3 separate regions of the Homo sapiens genome follow, and regions 1 and 3 are each linked to region 2. A link is a loop called in an ENCODE intact Hi-C map of the cell type or tissue named here. Cell type or tissue: OCI-LY7. All regions are shown on one strand. Region 1 overlaps GK5 (glycerol kinase 5). Region 2 overlaps TFDP2 (transcription factor Dp-2). Region 3 overlaps TFDP2 (transcription factor Dp-2).

Evidence for each region. Peaks named below come from ENCODE experiments on the same cell type or tissue, not always from the same donor. Only the 100,000 strongest peaks of a DNase experiment are listed, where the experiment ranks them.
Region 1: a loop joins it to region 2, with 6 times the contacts of the local background. A loop is called at or near these places in 10 of 110 quality-filtered maps.
Region 3: a loop joins it to region 2, with 4 times the contacts of the local background. A loop is called at or near these places in 13 of 110 quality-filtered maps.

Annotation. Positions count from the first base shown.
Region 1 is chr3:142,207,574-142,215,573 of GRCh38, reverse strand. GK5 (glycerol kinase 5) reads left to right here. Exons shown (of 16, transcript NM_001039547.3): 3 at 1,973-2,048. Among named protein-coding and RNA genes, the nearest start is that of GK5, 14 kb to the left of the region's middle. In OCI-LY7, CTCF peaks have their summits at 4,156 and 4,357 (motif pointing right); a DNase peak (open chromatin) is centred at 4,393.
Region 2 is chr3:142,122,103-142,130,102 of GRCh38, reverse strand. All of the region lies in intron 1 of TFDP2 (transcription factor Dp-2), which reads left to right. Among named protein-coding and RNA genes, the nearest start is that of TFDP2, 23 kb to the left of the region's middle. In OCI-LY7, a CTCF peak has its summit at 3,728 (motif pointing left); a DNase peak (open chromatin) is centred at 3,712; H3K27ac peaks cover 2,161 bases.
Region 3 is chr3:141,959,197-141,967,196 of GRCh38, reverse strand. It overlaps TFDP2 (transcription factor Dp-2), which reads left to right. Exons shown (of 13, transcript NM_001178139.2): 10 at 3,234-3,385; 11 at 7,357-7,523. Among named protein-coding and RNA genes, the nearest start is that of ATP1B3, 87 kb to the right of the region's middle. In OCI-LY7, a CTCF peak has its summit at 4,461 (motif pointing left); a DNase peak (open chromatin) is centred at 4,436.

The DNA of each region.
Region 1 (8,000 bases), 85 kb before region 2:
TAATCTTTATGGTTTTTTTTTTGTAATAGTTTTCCTCAGGCTTCTGTAGTTGTGGTTTTCCTAAGTTATACATATATATAGTATTTTATTGGGATTACAGTTTCCCAGTATTTTTCAACGGAAATTTGTAATTCACAGTGAGCTCCTTTGTCAGGGAAAGGTAACATCTGCTGTGTCCTCTGGTTTGTCTCTTTTCGACTGTAATATAAATGCTCGCCATTTCCTCATTCCAGGTTATAGCTAGTGCTGTTTTGATTTCCTGTTTGGCACAAAATACCAGAGGATTATAAACAGAAGTTACAGTGTATAGCTTCTACTCTCATGGGTTTACAACTGAGTTATTTCTATTGTAAAATGAGTTTTTATTTGTTTTTTTCTGGCCATTTGACATAAAGTGCTTTCCTGGCCAAAGCTATGGTCTAAGTCTTAGTTCTTTAAGAATGTTAGAAACATTCTTAAACATTGACAACATCTCAAAACATTGAAATGGCCACCTTGCTTGAGAACATGGCAAAGATTACTTGTAAATTCTGAAAGATCTTTTACTTCATTTTTCTGGCTGAACTGCTTCTTCTCATCTTTTTGGTTTGAAATATTTCAGTCTATGCAAAAGTTGCAAGAATAGTACAATAAACTCTTGTATATCTTTCTCATAGATTCAAACATATTTTGTAATATTTACCATTTTCTGCAAACTGTTTTTTTCTTTCTGAACCATAGGAAAGGAGTATTTTCTCCTATAACCACAATGCAATTATAACACTCAGGAAGTATAACATTAACACAGCACTGTTTTCTAATACTCTGTCTTCAGTATTTGCTCTTGTCTTAGTGAAAACAAAAAACAAAAAAACTTCTTTTTTCAATCTAGAACCCAGCCAAAGAGGAGGCATTGCATTTAGCTGTCAGTCGGCTTAGGCTCCTTTCATCTAGAGCACATTCTTATGACATTGGCAATTTTCAAAAGTACAAGCCAGTTTAGTAGAGTGTCCCTCATTTTGAGGTTTTCTGATTGTTTCCTCCCAGTTAGATTCAGGTTGAATAACTTTGGAATACTATATGGGAGTTGATGTGTTTTTCTCAATGCTCAAATTGAAGTTGTCCCAGATTTTCCCGGTGGGATAAATAGATTTTTAAAGAATATCACAAAAAATACTCGAGTTGCTATATTTTAAGAAATTTGGACCAAAAAGTCAATATTTTTGTTTGCATCCTGGCATCAGTTTGTGTTGAAAATAAGGTCTCAGCTTCAATAATTAGACTACTTTCCTTGAGAGTTTTCCTTTATTGTCATTAACCAGCTTCTATTATGATTGATCATTGCTTAAATTAAGATCCAATCTTATTATTACCAAGAAAAAATAAATCTGACATACTTTGAATAGTATTTGTTTTTTTCCCAGCACCTAAAACAAAAAAAGCTACTTTGTTATTCAGAAACAACCTTTAAGGCCGGGCACAGTGGCTCACACCTGTAATCCCAGCACTTTGGGAGGCCAAGGTGGGCGGATCACCCGAGGTCAGGAGTTTGAGACCAGGCTGGCCAACATGGTAAAACCCTGTCTCTACTAAAAATACAAAAAATTAGCCAGGCAGGGTGGTGCACACCTATAATCCCAGCTATTTGGGAGGCTGAGGCAGGAGAATTGCTTGAACCCGGGAGGCAGAGATTGCAGTGAGCCAAGATTGTGCCACTGCACTGCAGCCTGGGCAACAGAGTGACACTTTGTCTCAAAACAAAAAACACAAAAACAAAAAACAAGAAACAACCTTTGTTTTCTTCAAGTAAAAAAAAAATGCTGCAGAATCATCTTAGTAATGCTTTATTTGTTAATTCCAGTTGTTTTGTTAGAATGCTAAACCCAGGTATTTTTCTTAAAGATTATATTGGATTTCTTTTTCTATATTGTAATATTATAAAGAAAAATATCACTGGCTTTAAAACATGTGTTTTATCCATCTTTACTTTTAGCTGCAGGAATACAGATGAATCAAATTGTTGGTCTTGGCATTTCAACACAGAGAGCAACTTTTATTACGTGGAACAAGTAAGTACATTCTGTGATAAGCACCCTACTGCTGGGTTCATGCCACAGTGAGTACACGGTTATGAAATCTCTTTGGGGAGTTTTAACTTTCTGAATTGAGAATAGTTTCGTTTGGTTAAGAGGGATGAAATGTGCCTGCTTTCTGGCTTGTATGCTCACTGCATGTCATTTGGGCTTGACTTATATTATATAATACCACAAAAAGACTTAACTGTCATTAAAATTATCCATTTCTTTCTTTCGGGTAAGTTAGCTTTTCAAACAAGCATAGATCAAAGATCTAAAAAATTATACCTAAAAAGAGTCAGAGGAAACTCACAAATTTCAGAAACACAGTACTGTACTATGGTTTATATTTTCAGTCTACTCTAAATTTAATATTTGTCTATAGCGGCCAGGAGCGGTGGCTCACGCCTGTAATCCCAGCACTTTGGGAGGCCGAGGTGGGCGGATCACGAGGTCAGGAGATCGAGACCATCCTGGCTAACACGGTGAAACCCCGTCTCTACTAAAAATACAAAAAATTAGCCGGGCGAGGTGGCGAGCGCCTGTAGTCCCAGCTACTCGGGAGGCTGAGGCAGGAGAATGGCGTGAACCCCAGGGGGCGGAGCCTGCAGTGAGCCGAGATTGCGCCACTGCACTCCAGCCTGGGCGACAGCGAGACTCCGTCTCAAAAAAAAAAAAAGAAAAAAAAAAGAAAATATTTGTCTATAGCATATGAGGCATATATACTCTAAACACAGTTATAATATTGTAATAGCTACTGTATAGTAAACATCTGTGACAGTCCCAAGTTCCATTATCCTTACAACAAACCTATAATTTAGGCATCATATCTGTTTTTACAGAGAAATAAGTTGTTCAGGGTTGCTCAGGGAGCAAATAGAGCCAAGATTCTAAATTGTCTTTTTGACTCAGAAGCGTATGTTCTTTATACTATCCCCATATTGCCTTCAACATGTTTCTTTCTTTTTCTTTTTCTTTTTTCTTGAGACAGGGTCTTACTCTGTTACCCAGGCTGGAGTGTAGTGGCATGATTACAGCTCACTGCAGCCTCAACTTCCCAGGCTCAGGTAATCCTCCCGCCTTAGCCTCCTGAGTAGCTGGGACTACAGGTGCACTCCAATATGCCTGGCTAATTTTTTTGTATTTTTTGTAGAGACGGGGTTTCACCATATTGCCAAGCTGGTCTCGAATTCCTTGGCTCAAGCAATTCTTCCACCTCAGCCACCTCCCCCAGCTAGCATGTGTTTCTCTGTGTCTTGGTTTAAACACACACCCACATTCCCTCCCCCAAAATCCCCCCGCCCACGTACCCACACACACCACTGTAAAATGTGTTTTTGTTAAAGCATTAGGCTCCAAAGGACATCTTGAGCTTGGGCAGTGGGAAAGAAAAGTGAGCAGAGGGGGAAAAGATGAATCTGAAAAATATAATTAGGGTGAATTCACAAGGACTTGGCTTCTAATTCAGTATTGGGCAGGAAGAAGAAATTTGAATTTACCAATACTGCTGGCCTTGATGTTTGGGCTGTATGATAGAAATCATAGAGAATGTAAGGAGGAATGGGCTGGGTAGTAGTGAGAGTAGGTAGAAGGAAAAATGATAAAATGTTTGGTTTTGGACGTGTGAATGTGGAGATATCTCAGAGGTGACTAGAACATTGGTTTAACTTGGACTGAGGCATAGCACATCTCCATCAGATAGGATCTTTTTATTTTCATTTTTGGGGGATGAGGTCTTCACTTTGCTACCTAGGCTGGAGTGCAGTGGCACGATCATAGCTCACTGCAGCCTCGAACTCGTGGGCTCAAGGGATCCTCCCACATCAGCCTCCCAAGTAGCTAGGACTATAGGTGTGTACCACACTATGGCTGGCTAATTTTTAAAATTTTTATAGAGATGGAGTCTCACCATGTTGCCTAGACTGTTCTTGAACTCTGAGCCTCAAGTGATCTGCCTGCCTTGGCGTCCCAAAGCGCTGGGATTACAGGCGTGAGCCACCATGCTCGGCCCAGTACTCTTTTTTTTCAGGACATGCTGCATCTCAGATTGATGCCTACATCTGCAGTTCCTCTGTGCTTACTCCACTCCCCAGCACTGGCCTTGGTTATGGCAAATCTTAAATAAATCTTATACAGTAGTATATTGTCAGATGAAGGGGTGAATGAATTAAACTTACCTGTACAGATAAGGTATCTAATCTTAGTGACCCTGTTGACATTTTGAGCTGAATAATTCGTTGTCATGGGGACCGTCCTGTGGTGTTGCAGCTGTTCAGCAGCATCCCTGGCCTCTACCCACTAGATGTCAGTAGCACCCCAGCCCACCTCACCACCATTTGTACCAACCATAAATGTCTCAAAACATTGCTGAACGTCCCCTGGGGACATCCCCAATTTGGAACCATTGGTGTAGATGAAGTCTCAAAAAATAGGTGTGTTCTCTGGTAGAGATTATGTGGAGAAAAGAAAAGCAAGCTAAGGATTTGGACTGCGGGTCCCTGCTCCCACCAAATTTAAAGTGAGTCAGGGAAGAAAAAGCCAGCAAAGCAGGACCAACGCTAATCTGGGAAGTGGATGGATGAAAGTGGAGGGAGGAGTATTCTCAGGGAAAGAACTGATTGGATGTGTCATATTCACTTGGCCATTGGCCCCAGTGATTGCTTTCATCAGGACCTGGCTACCATATCACTCATGACAGTAAGGTCGGAATATTAGGAAGCAGAGTTTTTGTCTGATGCTAGGACTATACATCACCATTAGAAGGAATAGAAGAGTTAGATTTCAAGACAGTTCACTTTCCTTACTGGTGGTGGTGGTGTTGTAGAGGGATAAGACTTCTTCCTAAAGCAATTCATTGTGAGTTTTTTATCTTGGCTGTCCTTTTTTCTTTTTTGAAATGTTTGTATTCTTTCATGAGTTTTGGGAACATTCTTTGCTTGTAGAAACTGAAATAGTGGATATTTTTTGAAGAAAGACTGAAAGCCTTTGTGCTTCTTTTACATTAAAATAATGGAGCGGAGCCTATTCTGCTCATTGGGCCCCAGGGAGCCAATGTGGTGTATGATGCTGACAGATTCCACAAGAGCCCTAGCAAACAGCCGGGACACAACACAGATGGGCACAGCACAGGGCCAGCCAGAAGCACTAATTGTTCATTTGTGAGAGAAAAGGAGAGACAGACTAGATCCTGTGGAAAAACCTATTGTTCGTTCCAGTCCTGGCCAGCAGCTCCTCCTCCCAGCTTGTTGTTTTTTTCCTCCTGCATCCATGGTGCATTTCTGTCCTCATGGCCATAGAAACATTATTTTCCTCACAGTTGCTGTCAGGAGGTCTAAAACTTTGAACTTTCTTTTTGTTTTTCTCCCTATCTCTCCCCCATCCCCCTGTTAGGGACCAGGAAACTTACGAACTTTTTTCAGTCTTTGAGCTTTCTTCATGTTCTTCAGGTTAAGCTTTTTTTCCAATATATTCAAAAAGTGGTGTGTTTAGCCTGCTTTCTAAAATAACTCTAACTGATAACACTTCCATTTTGGTTCTTTTAAATTCCTTTTGTTCTAAAAAAAAAAAATCACGAGCTGTTTTGTTTCTTTAGTCAATGTCTCTTGGGAGATTTCTGCCAGCTAACTTCAGATCAGGGTGTGTGCCAATTAGCAACACAAACTGTGAGTCATGGGAGCCTGGATTCACTCATAACTGTTTGAGGGCTCACAGGGAGTAATGCACCGTGCTGGGGGCTGCACTGCGTATACAGATGAATAAGAATACCAGCCCTAATTTACAATCTCATTATATAGGTACACAAATTACTCTATATTCCCATTGCACAAAATAGATTTTTATTGTAGTATTTGATACTTACATTAATGAGTCTTACCAAATACTTATGACTTAAAATATATTAAGAGCCACAGAATGATGTAAAGTGTTAGAAGGGTTTAAGACAATTAATTTACAACATTGCCATTTATACTTTTCCTTCATTTTTCCTTTTTTTGTTGATAGAGATAAAATAAACCCAGGTCAGTGCTGAGTGAATATTGGAATGTATGCTATTACTTGAAAAATCAGTATTCTAGATTGTCTTGTTCTATGTTATAAATTAATGATGCCACTTTCATCTTGTGATTTTGTCTCTCCCCCTCACTGCTTTTCAGCCACACTAGCCATTCAGTTCCTCTAAGACACGCTTTATCTTGCTCTAGGACATTTGAACATATAGCACATTTTGTTGGGAATGTTCATACTTCTGATTCCTTCTTATCCTTCAGAGCTGAGATCCATTGCCATTTCTGAAGCCTTCACTGACCACCACACAGGGGCCATCTGTTAAATACTCTCATGGCACCTCTATTTATCCATTTTTTTTTTTTTGAGGCGGAGTCTCACTCTTTTGCCCAGGCTGGAGTGCAGTGGTGCTATCTCGGCTCACTGCAAGCTCTGCCTCCCGAGTTCACGCCATTCTCCTGCCTCAGCCTCCCGAGGAGCTGGGACTACAGGTGCCCGCCACCGCGCTCGGCTAATTTTTTGTATTTTTAGTAGAGACGGGGTTTCACCATGTTAGCCAGGATGGTCTCGATTTCCTGACCTCGTGATCCGCCTTCCTCGGCCTCCTAAAGTGCTGGGATTACAGGCGTGAGCCACCACGCCCGGCCTCTATTTATCCTTTATAGGGCGTATTCCAGCTGTAAGTGAGCAACTGAGTAATTGATTATTTGTTTACATTCCCTGGTAGAAAGTACAGTCATCAGGGCAAAAGTGCTGTGTGTCTCTGTTCATAGCTGTGTACCCAACTCCTGGTACAAATTGGCTTATAAATTTTTGCTGAAACCAGTGATTGAACATCAGATTTAAGTGTATAAGTATGTGCTGTTGTAGAATGGCTCTGAAGAATTATATATCAATAGATTTTATCTTTATCAAACACAATCTGATCTTTGACAAAGGTGCTAAGACCAGCCAGCAGAACAAGAATAGTTTTTTCAACAGATGGTGCTGGGAAAACTGAACATTCACATGCAAAAGAATTAAATTGGACCCTTACCTAATACCATATACAAAAATGAATCCCAAAATGCATCAAAGACCTACATTTAAAAGCTTAAACTATAAACTAAAAACTCTTAGAAGAAAACAGGAGAAAATCATCATGACTTTGGATTTGGCAGTGATTCCTTAAATGACATCAAAAGCAGTTAACAAAATAAAAAATAGATAAATTGGACTTTATATATCAAAGGACATTTATTTTTTCATTTGTTTATGATGACTAATTTTTCAATTTTCTTAACTATTGGAACTCTCCAAAGTAGAAAAATTACCCTAAATTTAATTATAAATAATAAGTAAGCTATGTTAAAATTAATTTGACATAATGTGCAATTTGCATTTAAAAAATGTCTGAAAAAATTTAGTCATTGATATCTAATATGCAGTTAGGCTTCAGAAAACCACCTGCAGCATGTAACGTGGAAGGTGTGCATCTTGGTAGGTTTGATTTGTAATTTCATCCAAGATTGAGGACTAAAACAATAGGAAATCACTCCTCTGATTTGTACTCATGATAATGGTGACCATTTGGATCTCTAAAGCGAAAAGAAGTAACATGCTCATGATCTAGGTAAATGTTGCGATTTCCATTAATAAAGGTGAAAAACAGGACCCTATCAACAGAGTGAATATTGCGTGATCTGGCCAGCAGCCCGCAATACAACGGGGCTCTCTCTTTGTTCCTAGGTGGATCAGCAGGTTGAGAAATAATAGACACAAACAAGATAGTGAAAGCTGGGTCCAGGGGGGTCACCGCCTTCTGGTCCTGCGGTGCCAACAATGCACTGGATATACCAGCATTTATTATTAAGTTTAGTGAGGGCGGGGGTAGGTTAGTGAGAGATTTAGGGTCATTTGATTATGAGGTGAGATGGTCACATGGGGATGAAGTAATTCTTT
Region 2 (8,000 bases):
GTATATACCCAAAAGTATATGGGTATATGCTACATCATAAGGTAATTTTATTTTTACGTTTTTGAGAAACTGCCGTATTATTTTCCACAGTGACTGTACCACTTTACATTCCTACCAGCAGGGCACAAGTATTCTAATTTCACTACACCCTTGCTAACACTTGTTATTTTCTGTTTGTTTGATGGTAGCCATCCTAATGAGTGTGAGGTGGTATCTCATTGTGGTTTTGATTTGCATTTCCCTAATCATTAGGGATGTTGAGTATCTTTTCACATGCTTCTTTGGGGAAATATAAATTTAAATCCTTTGCCTAGTTTTAATTTTTTTGTAAAAGATGGGATCTTGCTATGTTGTCCAGGCTGGTTTGGCCTGCTGAGTAACTGGGACCACAGGCACAAGCCACCATTTCCTGTAGTCCCAACTACTCAGGAGGCTGAGGCAGGAGGATCACTTGAGCCTAGTTTTTAATCTGGTTGTTTGGGTTCTTTTTTTAAAAATTGTTGCATTATAGGGGTTCTTTATATATTCTAGATATGAAACCCTTATCAAATATATGATTTGCAAATATTTTCCCCCATTCAGTGGGAGCATTTTTACTCTGTTAATACTGTCTTTTTTTGTGTGGAATTTCAAATTTTTCATTGTCTAGTATGTCTGTCTTTTTATTGCCTGTGCCTTTGGTATCATTCTCCACCTTTTTTTAAGATCTCTTTATTTGTAATGTTTTGCTGTGTCTAGGAAAGTTATTTTTGTTTTTTCTTTAATTGGGAGTCATTGTCATTTCTGAATCTGAGGATTTTTAGCTGTTACTTCCTCCAGCAACCCCCAGTTTCTAGAGTCTGTAGCTAGGCAGAGACATTTTCTTGTTATTCCTTTGCTGTTGGTTGATTTTTTTTTTTAACCAGCCTCCCCTGTCCATTCTTGCACTGAGAATGTGTAAAAAATGGTGAAACCCTCAATACCAGCTCTGCGCTTCATGCAGACAAGGTTTCTGAGGCCTTGTCTACTTTAAGGGCATTAAAAGCCAAAAATCTTAGTTACTCGTATTGACAGGTTCCTCCAGGGTTGCTGAAAGCTTTACTCTTTTGTGAGCTCAGCATTTGACAGACTAATTTATCCAGCATTTCTAGATGTTTTATTAAGATGACATTTTCATATTAGTTACTGTGTTGCCAAAAAAAAAAAGAAAGTTGCATTTCTTTTTTATAATTAATTTATTTCCCTTTTTTCCTCTTTTTCCTTTGGAATTCCATGTAGTTGGACCTCCTGGATGGAAGAACTCTTCTCAAGCTTTTCTACTTTAAAAAAAAATTTCTTTGTTTTACTTTGTGGGAGAATTCCTACCCTTCCTTTGCTTCTTTCTCCTCCCCAAATCCCCTGCTTCTGTTCTACTTCCCCTCCCTCCCTCTCTTTCTTTTTTCCTTCCTTCTCTTTTTTCTTTCTTTCTTTCTATTTTGTCTGTTAATTTGGTGTCTCCTGTTTTGTTATCTTGGCCTCTTTATTTCATGTTAGAGATTTTCCTCAGTTGTTTAGTAAACTTTGGCCATCTGTTCAGATTAAAGACCGAATCAATAAAAAGCTGAGTAAAAACTCTTTGTCCATGGGAGTTGTTAAGTGTAAGCCTTACACAGGGTGATTGAGTGCTTGCAGGTCTTTTCTCTTGGATCACTTTCCCTCGCAGAGGGATCTCCTAGTCCCAGGCCGATTGTTTTGCGTTCTGGAAGCTGGTTTGGGGAAGAGGCCTGAGGTCCACTGTACAGCATGTAAATCTTCATTTAATCTTTTTGTGAGATGATATAATACACAACCCTTTTGTGTACCTAGTTTCTATGTCCTTAAAAGGTAAACCATTTGTTTCTTGCTGGGATGCAGAAGGGGCATTTTCTGTCTTTCTTTCTTTTTTGAGACAGGGTGTTGCTCTTGCCCAGGCTGGAGTGCAGTGGTGTGATTATAGCTTGTAACCTCAAGTTCCGGGGCTTAAGCAGTCGTCCCACCTCAGCCTCCTGAGTAGCTAGGACTATGGACAGACATGTGCCGCTACACTCTGCCTTTTTTAAAAAATCTTTTTGTTAAGATGAAGTTTCACTGTGTTGCCCAGGCTGATCCTGAACTGGCCTCGGGTATTCCTTCCACTTTGGCTTCCCAAAGCACTGGAATTGTAAGTGTGAGCCACTGGGCTCAGCCAGAAGGGGCAGTTTCTTAGCTACATGGGTTAAGACTTTATTCAAACTTTCAATCAAGTCTTTTTATTAACAGCCCCAACTGAGATTGTTACTTTCAGATGGCTTCAATTCTTAAGCCTTTGTGATGAGATATATGTAAGATATATTTTAATTATGTATATATAACTTATAAATGGTTTGGGAGGCTGAAGTGGGAGAATTGCTTGAGGCCAATTCAGGACCAGCCTGGGCAACACAGTGAGATCCCATCTCAACAAAAAGTTTTATTAAAAAAGCAGAATACTGACCGGGTACAGTGGCTCACTTCTGTAATCCCAGCACTTTGGGAGGCCGAGGTGGGCAGATCACGAGGTCAAGAGATGGAGACCATCCTGGCCAACATGGTGAAACCCCATCCCTACTAAAAATACAAAAAATTATTTGTATTTTTACAAAAATTACAAAAATTTGCTGGGCCTAGTGGTGCACGCCTGTAATCCCAGCTACTGGGGAGGCTGAAGCAGGATAATTGCTTGAACCCGGGAGTTAGAGGTTGCAGTAAACCGAGATCTTGCCACTGCACTGCAGGCTGGCAACACAGCGAGACTCTGTCTCAAAAAAAAAAAAAAAAAAAAAAGCGGAGTGTAGTGAAACATGTCTGTCTGTAGTCCTAGCGACTCAGAAGGTTGAGGTGTGAGATATAGATACCTGTAATATCTATAATATGTTAATATATAATATTAATATATATCTTATAGATAAGTTATATAATTAAGATATATCTTATAGATACATATATCTGTATGTCTCTAGGGATATAGATATATCTGATCATCTATATATAATTATATAGGTAGATACATCTAATTACATATACATTACATCTTATAGATATCTATAAGATATCTGTATATATAACATATATGTTTTTGATGGGTTTATCCTTTTTTATCTTTTTAACATCATTTTACTGTAATTTTTTTTTTTTTTTTTTTGAGACAAGGTCTCACTCTGTCACCCAGACTGGAGTGCAGCGGCAAGACCTTGGCTCACTGCAACCTCCGCCTTCCGGGTTCAAGCGATTCTCCTGCCTCAGCCTCCTGAGTAGCTGGGATTACAGGCACGCCACCACTGCCTGGCTAATTTTTGTATTTTCGGTAGAAACGGGGTTTCACCATGTTGGCCAGGCTGGTCTTGAACTCCTGACCTCAAATGATCTGCCCGCCTCAGCCTCCCAAAATGCTGGGATTACAGGCATGAGCCACCATGCCCGGCCAATTTTACTGTAATTTCAAGAAGGGATGGATAGAGACCTGTGTGTTCATATTTAACCAAAGAACCTTATAGTACATTTTAATTATGTTATTTTCATGTAAAAATAATATTATTATAAACTCAGGAGTTTTTTCTGTGTGCATTTCTACTAATGGTTATTGCAGTTTCAGAACTATAGAAAGGCATCCAAAAGGGCAATAAGAGACATAAAGAAGAGGAAAAATAGGTTAATAACAAAGAATAGGAGGCTCAGATACATGTATCAGAGGGACTTTGATGAAGTAACGTCGCCACCTTCTGGCTTTTAAAAAAACTGTGTTGTTTCTGTAATAAAATCTGGGAATGTGTAGTCCCAGCTACTCGGGAGGCTGAGGCAGGAGAATCGCTTGAATCCGGGAGGCGGAGGTTGCAGTGAGCCAAGATCGTGCCACTTCACTCCAGCCTGGTGACAGAGAGAGACTACATCTCAAAAAAAAAAAAAAAAGAAAAGAAAAAAATTCTGGGAACCCCATGACTGGTAAGTAGCTAATTTGCATCCTGTGTCAGATTTAGTGGATTTGGTGTTGTTTAGTTGTTCTCTATACTATTGAAGAAACATACTTTTTTTGACATAGGATTTGATTACAATATAACAAAGTCTTTTCAAGCCCCCTAAGAAAGGGTTCTATCTAAAATATCTTAAAATATGTCTGTTACTTTAGGTTATTTCTGCTTGCATTAAGAAAACAAATATTGTTTCTATGTGAAGGAAAATATACAATTTAAAAAATTAAGTTAATTTGTTGCATAGATAGTTTGTGTTCATGGTACAAAATACAAATGATATGAGAGGCCATGAGTCATCCTACTATTTTGTAAGAATTAATAAAAAAGAAAAGAAAATTAAAATGTTTTTCTCTCAGCTAGCCAGTTCCTTTGCCTTGAGAGAATCTTTTTATACAGATGGTAATGTACTACACATACTTCTTTATAACTTTCTTTTTTTCACAGAACAGTTTATACTGGAGGTCACTCTATATCAATACACAATGAGCTGCCTCATTTTTTTTAGGCCATGATGTGTTTAGCTAGTCTACTATTGATACGCAGTTATGGGTTTTCCAATCTTTTGCTATATAAATGACACTGTAGTGAGTATCCATATAGATATATGTGTGTGTGTGCGTGTGTGTGTATGTGTATGATTTCATATGACTCTAGAAAAAGCTCATAGAAGGATGTATAAATTTCTATTTGTGTTGGATATGGTGACACTGCCCTCCATAAAAGATTATGCCTGTTTATTCTTCCACCACTAACGTAAGGCAAACTCTGTTTTCCCTCATGTTTCTCAGGACAATGTATTGGTATCAGTCTTTTCATCTTGTCTTGAAACCTTATTTTACATTTCTCTTATGAGTGGGCTGAACGTATTTTTATATGTTTAGAAGCAATTTGTGGGATTTTTTGTTTGTTTCTTTGAGATAGAGCTTCACTTTGTCACCCAGGCTGGAATGCAGTTACATGATAATAGCTCACTGCAGCCTTGAACTACTGGGCTCAAATGATCCTCCTGCCTCAGCCTCCCAAATAGTTGGGACAGCAGGCACATGCCACCACGATTGGCTAATTTAAAAAAAATTTTTTTTTTTCGGTAAAGATGGAATCACCTTATGTTGTCCACACTGGTCTCAAACTCCTGGCCTCGAGCAATACTCCCACCTTGGCGTCCCAGAGCACTGGAGTTACAGGTGTAATCTACAATGCCCAGCTCATTTGTGTTTTCTGTTATATATTCTTTGCCTACTTTTTCTTTAGGCTGTCACTCTTCTACTTATTTTTAGGAGCTCATAGTTCACAAGGTAGAAGTTAACTTTCTATAGTATAAGTTGCAGATACAATTTTTCCAGTTTATTTTCTTATGATTTACATAGTGATGTTTTCTTTAAATGTAAAAAAAAATGTGCATTTTTTGTAGTCATATCAGTCTTTACTTTGAAGACTTTTCTGGGCTTGGTTTCATATTTAGAAAGATCTTCCACACTCAGAAAATTAAAAAATTTAACTTCCGTGTTTTCTTCTCTTACCAAAAAAATTACGTTGAATTCTATGGGCTATCTGAAATTTATTTTGAGTGAGGTATAAATTATGGCTCTAACTAATTTTTTCTATATGATTACTCAGTTGTCACTTCTTTATTGAAATAATTCACCCAATGCATTCATACCTCACTGATTTGAAGTGTCAGCTAAATTTCTTTGTGGATTTAGGTCTTTTCCTATACTTTTCTGTTCCCTCTATCTGTATGCTTTTTCACTTATCAGTGTATGATATTTTAATTATTGTGACTTTACAACTTGTTTAAATAATTGGATGAGGTCAATCCTTCTGTGTTTCCATAATTTTATGGCTATTCTTGCTTATTTTACCACATTAACTTTTGAATCAGTTGAGCAAATTAAAAGGAAAAGATATTGTTAATTTTATTGTGATTCATTCTATTCATAGATTAATTTGGGGGCAGTTAGTATTGTTATGATTTTGCGTTTTGTCACTCAAGAACCTGGCATTTTTTTCCATTTGTTTTTTGTATCCCTATGTATTTCTTGCTGAGTTTCTTCCTGATGTTTTTTTCTTGTTTTTTTCTATGTAAATGAGTTAATTTTTTCCATTATGTCTTTACATAGTTGTTATTAGAAGACATGGTTCTTGTGTATAAGTAAGCTGCTAATTTGGGGGGATTAATTTTGTTATCGGTCATCTCCAGTTGAATCTCTTGGGGTTGCTCTGTAAACAGTTGTAATCATATGTAAATAATAATAGTTTTACTGCTTCAGTTCTGCTTTATATACTTCTATCTTTCATCTGGTTGTGTTGGTTAGTAACCTATAGAACACTGTTAAATAATAGTGGTGAGTGATAATAGTAGAAATCATTTCTTTCTTTTATTTAATGGGATTGTTTCTTTAGTGATGCATAATGAAAAATATATCCATAGATTCTTGAGAGGAATTTGACAAAATTACATATACATTCTTGGTAAAATATAATCCTATTAAGTAATTATTCATCACTTTTCATTATTTCATCATTTTGCATGCCATAGCTTTACATAAATGGGCCGGGTGCAGTTGCTCAAGCCTGTTATCCCAGCACTTTGGGAGGCCTAGGGAGGTGGATCATTTGAGGTCAGGAGTTCAAGACCAGCCTGGTCAATGTGGCAAAACCCCATCTCTAATAAAAATACAAAAATTGCTGGGCGCGATGGCTCACGCCTCTAATCCCAGCACTTTGGGAGGCTGAGGCAGGTGGATCGCGAGGTCAGGAGATCGAGACCATCCTGGCTAACATGGTGAAACCCCGTCTCTACTAAAAATACAAAAAATCAGCCGGGTGCAGTGGCACGCGCCTGTAGTCCCAGCTACTCGGGAGGCTGAGGCAGGAGAATCACTTGAACCCAGGAGGTGGAGGTTGCAGTGAGCTGAGATCATGCCGCTGTACTCCAGCCTGGGCGTCGGTCAGAGTGAGACTCCGTCTCAAAACAACAACAACAAAAATTAGCAGGGCTGTAGTGGTGCGCGCCTGTAATTTCAGCTACTCAGCAGGCTGAGACAGGAGAATTGCTTGAGCTTGGGAGGTGAAAGTTGGTTGCAGTGAGCCGAGATCGCGCCACTGCACTCCAGTCTGAGCGACGGAGAGACCCTGTCTCCAAAAAAAAAAAAACTTTATATAAACGTAATCATACTGAATGTGTTAGTTTTTAAATTCTGTTACATTTATAAGGTTTATCCATGTTGTTGCATGTTACTGCAATTAATTAATTTTAATAGCTATTTAACTATAGCTATTTAACTATACTCTGCCCAGATCTCTTCATATTAGAATACCCATTCTCCACCTGCTTAGGCTCACAGCTGCATCCCTTATTGGGAATTGCCCTTGGCCCTGAATACTGTCTTGCCCAAGGTTATGCTTCCTCCCAGAGGTGTCCCTGTGGCCAGTAACTGTGTGTTGCTTGGATATAAGATCCAACCTAACTTGTCTCTATTTGGGACAACTCCAAAGGGCTCTGGAGCTCCATGTTGTATCAGCTGAGGCCCCATTTGCAATATCATTGGTTCAATTTCTTCCCTAAGTCCAATCCTGCTGCCTTCACTTGTTATAGGTATATCTCCCCAGAGCACTTCCCAGGAAACTTTCTGCATGATAGTCTCCCTCTCAGAATCTGTTTTGGAGGAATGATTCTAACACAGTTGGTATTGGAAGTGATCCTAGGTAGCAGACTAAATTTTAGAGATAGGTTTCTAAATTTTAGAGATAGGGATTTTAGAGATAGGTTTCTTGCTGGCTGGTTGGCAGTGAGGACCCCGTCTCTGGTGGTAGGTAGAGTACAGATAGTGTAAGTTTGCACTGAATTTATCGTTATGTGGGACCCAAGTGAGCAGGTAAACTTTTGATGCACTGTTATTTAAACTGGTATCTGTAGACCTGGTTATAATGTTATGGATTTTCTTGAGTTTAAGATACTCTGGTCTGTATTATTCTATTATGCCTTTTATTTATTTCATTTAAATCAGTGAGTTT
Region 3 (8,000 bases), 160 kb after region 2:
ACTCCTGTCATCCCAGCACTTGGGGAGGCCGAGGTGGGCAGATCACGAGGTCAGGAGTTTGAGACCAGCCTGACAAACATGGTGAAACCCCGTCTCTACTAAAAATAAAAAAATTAGCCAGGCATGGTGGTGCACACCTGAAATCTCAGGTACTCAGGAGGCTGAGGCAAGAGATTCACTTGAACCCGGGAGGCGGAGGTTGCAGTGAGCCGAGATTGCACCACTGCACTCCAGCCTGGGCAACAGAGCAAGACTCTGTCTTTTTTTTTTTTTTTTTTTTAATAAGTAATCCATTTGCTGTGGCTAAGCTCACTTGATTTTTTTTTATAAGCTCATGTCACAACTCACTCATGTCACATGACACAGGTAACTATTACCTCCTTGCTACCACCTCTCTTTTATTTTTGGTAATGTAGAAGAATGGAGTGAGTAAAGCAAACCTGTAGATAATCCCAATATCCTACTTTTATCTCTATAATTGCCCTTTCCAGCCCTTAAACCTTTTCCATAATAAACGCATAGGAAAATGAATGAACACACTTAAAGCTGTTCAGCCTCTGGAATAGATGTTAATGAGTTTGAAAAAGAACAAAAGGCCAAAGGAAATCAATCAAAGGGCAACAAATAAGTCAGTTCAAAATAAGTGAATTATTTTTCCTTTTACTATCCAAAATAACATTATATGGTATATGAAATTTGTGACAGTGTTAAAAAAAACATTATTATGACCAGGTGCAGTGGCTCATGTCTGTAATCCCAGCACTTTGGGAGGCCGAGGTGGGCAGATCACAAGGTCAGGAGTTCGAGACCAGCCTGGCCAATATGGTAAAACCCCGCCTCTACTAAAAATGCAAAAATTAGCCAGGCATGGTGGCGGGTGCCTGTAGTCCCGGCTACTCGGGAGGCTGAAGCAGGAAAATCATTTGAACCTGGGAGGCGGAGGTTGCAGTGAGCTGAGATCGTGCCACTGTACTCCAGCCTGGGCAACAGAGTGAGACTCCGTCTCAAAAAAATAATAATAAATAATAATAATAAAAACATTATGTTTTTACTGCTCTCTTCACTTGAAAAACCATTGATACTATTAAATGTACACAGCATTAAATAGTGAATCACAAATACATAAGGGCCATTAGTTATCACTGCTTATATTCCCCCATATACCAGGGTCCTCTTGTGGCACTAGGGACAGACACCAAGTTAGGCAAAGTGTAGGAACAGCTCTTGAGATGTGTATTCTAGTAAAAGGGAAGAGAAGCTATGCAGGAGTATTTAAGCATGTAATTCTTTTTCTCAGTTCCACAGTTTAATCATAATTTTTCCTCATTATTAAAGGAATTAAGCAATGAATTCGTTTTTTAGCAACAGAAAATAATGAAATGTAACCTCAATAATGTTTGGTAATGATATTGATAGTGCTAGTTATTGATAGTGATTTTTGGACACACTTAGGTCTACAATAAATTGGTGTTCATTATTTTTTGTGCTTTTCAAAGAGTAAATCTTCCCCTTTTGGGGAGATAGCACTCAGCCATTTTAAGATAATAGTAATCTTTTCTTTTCTTTTCTTTTTTCCTTTCCTTTCCTTTCCTTTCCTTTCCTTCCCCTTTCCTTCCCCTTCCCCTTCCCCTTCCCCTCCCCCTTCCCCTTCCCCTCCCTTCTCTTCCCTTCTTTTCTTTCCTTTTTTTCTTTTCTTTTTCTTCTTGAGAAAGGGCTCTGTTGCCCAGGTTGGAATGTAGTGGCACAGTCATAGCTCACTGCATCCTCCAACTCCTAGGCTCAAGAGAACTTCCCACTTCGGCCTCCCAAAGTGCTGAGATTACAGGTGTGAGCTACCATGCCTGGCCAATAATAGTAATCTTACTGAAACTTTAGTTAAGGTCCAGAACCTGAAATAAACAATACTGATCATAAGATTGCTAAAATGTAAAAAATAAATTTATCACTACTGGGTGACAAGATTATAACAAGCTAATGAAGGGGAATGAATGGCTCTGACTTGAGGAACTTTTAAAACGTTATCTGTTTCTTGAGCAGATGAAAAACTTGAACTGCATACAGTCTTTCTAGCTGTGAAATTCTATCGTACATTTACCTTATTAAAAAAAGGGAGATCACTTGTTTGTTTGTTGGTTGGTTTTTCTCAGACAGAGTTTTGCTCTTGTTGCCCAGGCTGGAGTGCAGTGGTGCAATCTCGGCTTACTGCAGCCTCCGTCTAAAAGGGAGATCACTTTCTTTGGCTTTTGAGTAATGGTTATAACTAAAAGTAGCGGCAAGATCCAGTAAAAAAATTTAGGCCTTGATGTATCTTATAATTAGTGCTGAGCCTCAGTTACCTCATCTGGAAATGTCTGGTTGGGGAAGGCTGGGGCTGGATTCCAAACTGTGCCCAGAGGCTGCTGAGAAGTTCTGTGGAGGTGCCTTAGAAACCATGTGGCTGTGCTTGAGGGCAGAGATGGCAGAGCTTAGGACCTGGCCTCACTGCAGCCAGCCTCAACAGCACCACTTCCATCTGTTTTACATGAGTTTTTTTTTGTTTTGTTTTGAGACAGGGTCTCATTCTGTCACCCAGGCTGGAATGGAGTGGTATGATCTCTGCTCACAGCAAATTCTGCCTCCTGGATTCAAACAATCCTCCCACCTCAGCCTCCTGGGTAGCTGGGACTATAGGCACATACCACCATGCCCAGCTAGTTTTTGTATTTTTTGTAGAGATAGGGTTTTGCCATGTTGCCCAGGTTGGCCTTAAACTCCTGGACTCAAGCAATCAACCTGCTTTGGCCTCCCAAAGTGTTGGGATTACAGGCGTGAGCCACTGTGCCCAGCCTCCCTCGAGATTTTATTTGAAGAAACAATTTTGTGCCTTTAAAATGTTTGCATATCCCTGGGCTACACATCCTAAAGTTTGGGGGCATATTTGACCCCAAACTGTCAGGAGTCTATGTTAGATAAATGGTATCACCCTTGCTGTGTCATTTGCTGAAGAGTTCCAGGTGCCTACTGGTTCTTTCCCAGATTGTGAGGTCCTGTTTCTATGGATGATGGAAAAATGTATTTATTGAGTTGGATCATTCTTTCTTAAATGTTTAATTTTTTAAATTAATTCATTAGTGCAGGCGGGATGTCTCTTTAAACTCTAATTTTAAACTATATTTAAAGGTATTATCTTAATTCTTTTAAATTCCAACTCACTTATGCACAATTGACCATATTGTTTTTATTGATCATTACAGCAAATCGCTTTCAAAAACCTGGTACAGAGAAATCGACAAAATGAGCAGCAAAACCAGGGCCCGCCGGCTCTGAACTCTACCATTCAGCTGCCATTCATAATCATCAATACAAGCAGAAAAACAGTCATAGATTGCAGCATCTCCAGTGACAAGTGAGTGGAGAACTAGGGATGGGTGCAGGGCTGGCCTTCTGTTAACATTTTCATATCATTTGCAAACTCAAGAAGGATGCACTTTATTAGTTGCACCCCTCAAAGGCTGGCTTCCTTGGGGCACATGAAACACCTCCTGAACCATGGGTGCAATCTTCCACTAGTGTGCGCTCCAACCCTCACCCTCTGTGGTCCCCTGTCTTGTGCCAGGCACTGTGCTGTCTGTATTATATGTGTGTGGCAGTGTCTGGGCCCAACCTATGACGTGCTGCATGTATGTGGTAACTCTGAGCAAGTAACTGTGATAAGTTAGCCCAGCACTGTGGGTCTGGGACAAGGTAGATTCATTGGTGATTCACCGTCATAGTTTATTACGGAAATATTTTAGGTCAACATGTGGCATTAAACCAATTATTTCTTTGTTTTGCTATATCATAGTTATGCATGCTTCTGTTTATTAATGAATGTATGAATAGACATGAAAATGCCTGGCACATTCTTTGCTTCCTTTAAATTGTGTTTTTACATTTTAACTAAGATCAATGATAATATTCATTATGGCAAATAAGAAGTAGCACTTTTCAAAATATAGAATTAATTTGTGATGTATTTTACCATTCATGAAAAAGTTTCTCTCAGTGGTCTTCAGGCTGTGACCAGTACCATAAAAGAGTTAAGAGTATATATAGGGTGCAGAGTGAGACGGATCCATGTACCGCTTATGGCTCCCCCACTTCGCTGCTGCAAAGCTCTGTTTTCTCAAGAACAAATAGGAATGATACTGGGTCCCCTATGACTTCCCAGCCTTGTGAGGATTAAATGAGTTAATGTCTATAATGACTTGAGGTAAGTGTTTTTTAAATGTTAGCTGCTGTTACAAAAGGTCAGCCTATAGTTTATTGTTCAAATAGGGATTTATTAATGCAAAAGAAGACTCTATAATAATTGCGTCAGTACCACAGGCATACCCCAGAACTGTCCCAGGGATACCAGAACTTCCTGTCTCCTAGGGCCCTGACATTGCCCTTGGGCTTCACTGCTACTTGTTTTCCCACTCTTCTTCCTGGCGCTCTTGCGCCCCCTGCCGGTCTCTGTTGTGTCCAGAGATTCCGGGCCACTCCACTAAGAAGGCACACACACAAAAGAAGAGTTAGCCAGGCGTGGTGGTTCACACCTGTAATCCCAGCACTCTGGGAGGCCGGAGGCTAGTGGATCACCTGAGATCAGGAGTTCGAGACCAGCCTGGCCAACATAGTGAAACCCTGTCTCTACTAAAAATACAAAAATTAGCCAGGCTTGGTGGCGCACGCCTGTAGTCCCAGCTACTAGGGAGGCCAAGGCAGGAGAAACGCTTGAACCTGGGAGGCAGGGGTTGCAGTGAACCGAGATTGTGCCACTACACTCCAGCCTGGACGACAGAGCAAGACTCTGTCTCGAAAAAAGAAAAAAGAAAAAAACAGCAGGAATTTCAAAACTATTTGATAATTGAGACTATAGACACAAAAAGAAATAGTAGAGGTTATGAAGTAAACCAGAACCAATAAATTTTTTTTTAAGAGTGGATTCTTGGCCGGGCGTGTTGGCTCATGCCTGTAATCCCAGCACTTTGGGAGGCCAAGGCAGGCAGATCACCTGTGGTCAAGAGTTTGAGACCAGCCTGACCAACATGGTGAAACCCTGTGGCTACTAAAAATACAAAAATTAGCGTGATGATGCACACCTGTAATCCCAGCTACTCGGGAGGCTGAGGCAGGAGAATCACTTGAACCCAGGAGGCAGAGGTTGCAGTGACCCAAGATTGTACCATTGCACTCCAGCCTGGGCAGCAAGAGCAAAACTCCGTCCCCCCCAAAAAAAGAGTGGATTCTCACTGTTCTCACTGTTGCCCAGGTTGGAGTGCAGTGGCTATTTACAGGCACGATTATAGCTCACTGCAGCCTCAAACTCCTGGGCTCAAGCGGTCCCCCTGCCTCAGCCTTCCTAGTAGCCAGGACTGCAGGTGCACACTTCCTTGGCCAACTAAAGCTGATCCATTTTTTAATCTTCTAAGTTTCTTAACCTCTCTGAGATCATGTTCCTTTCTCCACAAAAATAAGAATTATAGTATTTACCTTGCCAGTTTCAAAAAGTTATGGGTAAATTAATATACAACCCAGCCCAGTGGTCAGTAAGTGGTAGATATCTGAATTATTTTCCACACACTTGCAAATTCTTTATAAATATATGTCAAAGAGGACCATTAACATAGTCTCAGAAAACTGAGAATTCAGGCCGGGCACGGTGGCTCACACCTGTAATCCCAGCACTTTGGGAGGCCAAGGTGGGTGGATCATAAGGTCAGGAGTTCGAGACCAACCTGACCAACATGGTAAAACCCCCATTTCTACTAAAAATACAAAAATTAGCCAGGCATGGTGGCACGCGCCTGTACTCCCAGCTACTCAGGAGGCTGAGGCAGGAGAATCACTTGAACCCAGGAGGTGAAGTTTGCATTGAGCCGAGATCGTGCCACTGCACTCCAGCCTGGGCGACAGAGCAAGACTCTGTCTCAAAAAAAAAAAAAAAAAAAAAAAACAACAAAAAACTGAGAATTCTGGAAAATGGTTAGCATCTTTTCAGATAAAAAACACAAAACTTAGCATTCTAGTTACTCTCTCAAATTAGTCTCTTGTTTTGTATGGAGAATTATAAAACTATCTTAGGTTAGTCTCTTAAGTCTAAAAAGAATGATGGGAAAATCTGGGAATCATTGGCCTAGGGTATTGTGGACACTGTTCCCCCAGGCTGGAATCTGGTGAGGCTTCCATCTCTTGGGTGGTCCCTGACTCATGCCCTTTCCTTGGCCTTCCTTTGAGTGGAGGGAAGGAGGCTCTGAGTAGCTTGTACAAGCTTGTTATCCGACGTAGGTCCAAAAACCCTTTCAGTTACTTTGGTGATGCAGTCTTTCCCCATAATTAGCCAAGAGGCTTTCCACAATGAGGATTACATTTACAAAACGATCTGCTTTTAACAGATGCCTGAAATCATCCCTGTGGCAGGCACCCACTTCAGATTTTTTTTTTTAAGTTGTTATTGTACTTTAATCAAATTCATATACTTTAGATTACTTAAATTGGTATTTTGCTTCAAATTATAATTTTTGCTTCTAAGATAATCTGTTATTCAAATTATCTTAGATAGGGTATAAAGTTTTACCCTCACATGATTTTAATAGAATTTCATGACCAGGTGAAACCTACCATTGTCCCCAAACCCTGTCCCTGCAGGGCTGAGGCCCATGATGAAGGTGCTCCAGGCCTAGCCTAGGAGTCGGAAGGACTGTGTCTTCCTTCTTTTGCCTCTTGATTAACGTGTGTTGGGCTGCTGGGAAGCTGGGAATCCAATTTGGGTACTTTCCAAACATATTTGGAAACGTGCTTGTATTACATGTGACATTTTTTCTTAAAACATTTTACTCCTTAGCCTCTCAGGACAGGATTTGGGGTTGTTTTCACTTGTTGAAAGTCTTCTATTTATTGCTTATCTGAAGTAGGCTGTAGCTAACATTTGACTCATGAAAATGAAGTAAGCATTCAAAATGTTTTTTTCCTCAAAGCTAACAGGCCAACTCGGAATAGGGATATCGTAATATTAAAGTAGAAAGGCTTTTCTTTTGTGGCAAAGCTGTAGGCAACTTTGAGAAGTACTGGATTTAGAATAAAATTTCTATCCTCTGTTTGTAACAGAGTTAGGGCTAAAGTTTGTGGGTTTCTATCATCTGTCAGAGGAATGTTGTTTTAATTGGGAAAGTGTTTTATTTGAGATGTCATTCCCCTGACAGAGCAGAATGACTCATGGCTCTCTAAATGGTAGCAATTTCTAGCACTATAGCTGGATTTAGGCCCCCATTCTGTTACTTAAACTATAGAATACAAAACTATTCAGACCTCTCCAGCACCACCAAAAACCCTTTACTTTGTTTCCTGATGCAGGTTTGAGTATCTTTTCAATTTTGACAACACCTTTGAGATCCATGATGACATAGAAGTACTAAAGCGGATGGGAATGTCGTTTGGCCTGGAGTCAGGCAAATGCTCTCTGGAGGATCTGAAACTTGCGAAATCCCTGGTGCCAAAGGCTTTAGAAGGTTATATCACAGGTATGTTAACTGATGCTTTCATGTGTTGTCCCTGATTAAATGTTGAATCCAAACTTGTTAAAACCTTTCTTATAGAAAATTGCAAAATTTTAGAACATCTGTGCTTGTGTCGACAAACTGAAACCTTTAACACTTTAGGACCATTTTTTCAAAAATTAGATTAAATAGTTTGTTTCATAACATTATGAACTTACATCTATACACCACACATTATATACTATTACATCTAAATTGGCTCACTCAGCACTGAATTTGGCTCTTCAGAGAGATCTTGTAATTCCCAGTACCTAGCTTAGAGCCTAGTTAGAGTAAGCTAGTAAAAGCTCAATGAGGGAGTTTTAAAAAATCTTCTCTTAGTGCCCTGTGGATACTTCAAGGGAAACTTTGGGCAATTTACAAAAGAAAGTAGGTACATCCTGGCCGGGCGCTGCAGCTCACACCTGTAATCCCAGCACTTTGGGAAGCCAAGACGGGTGG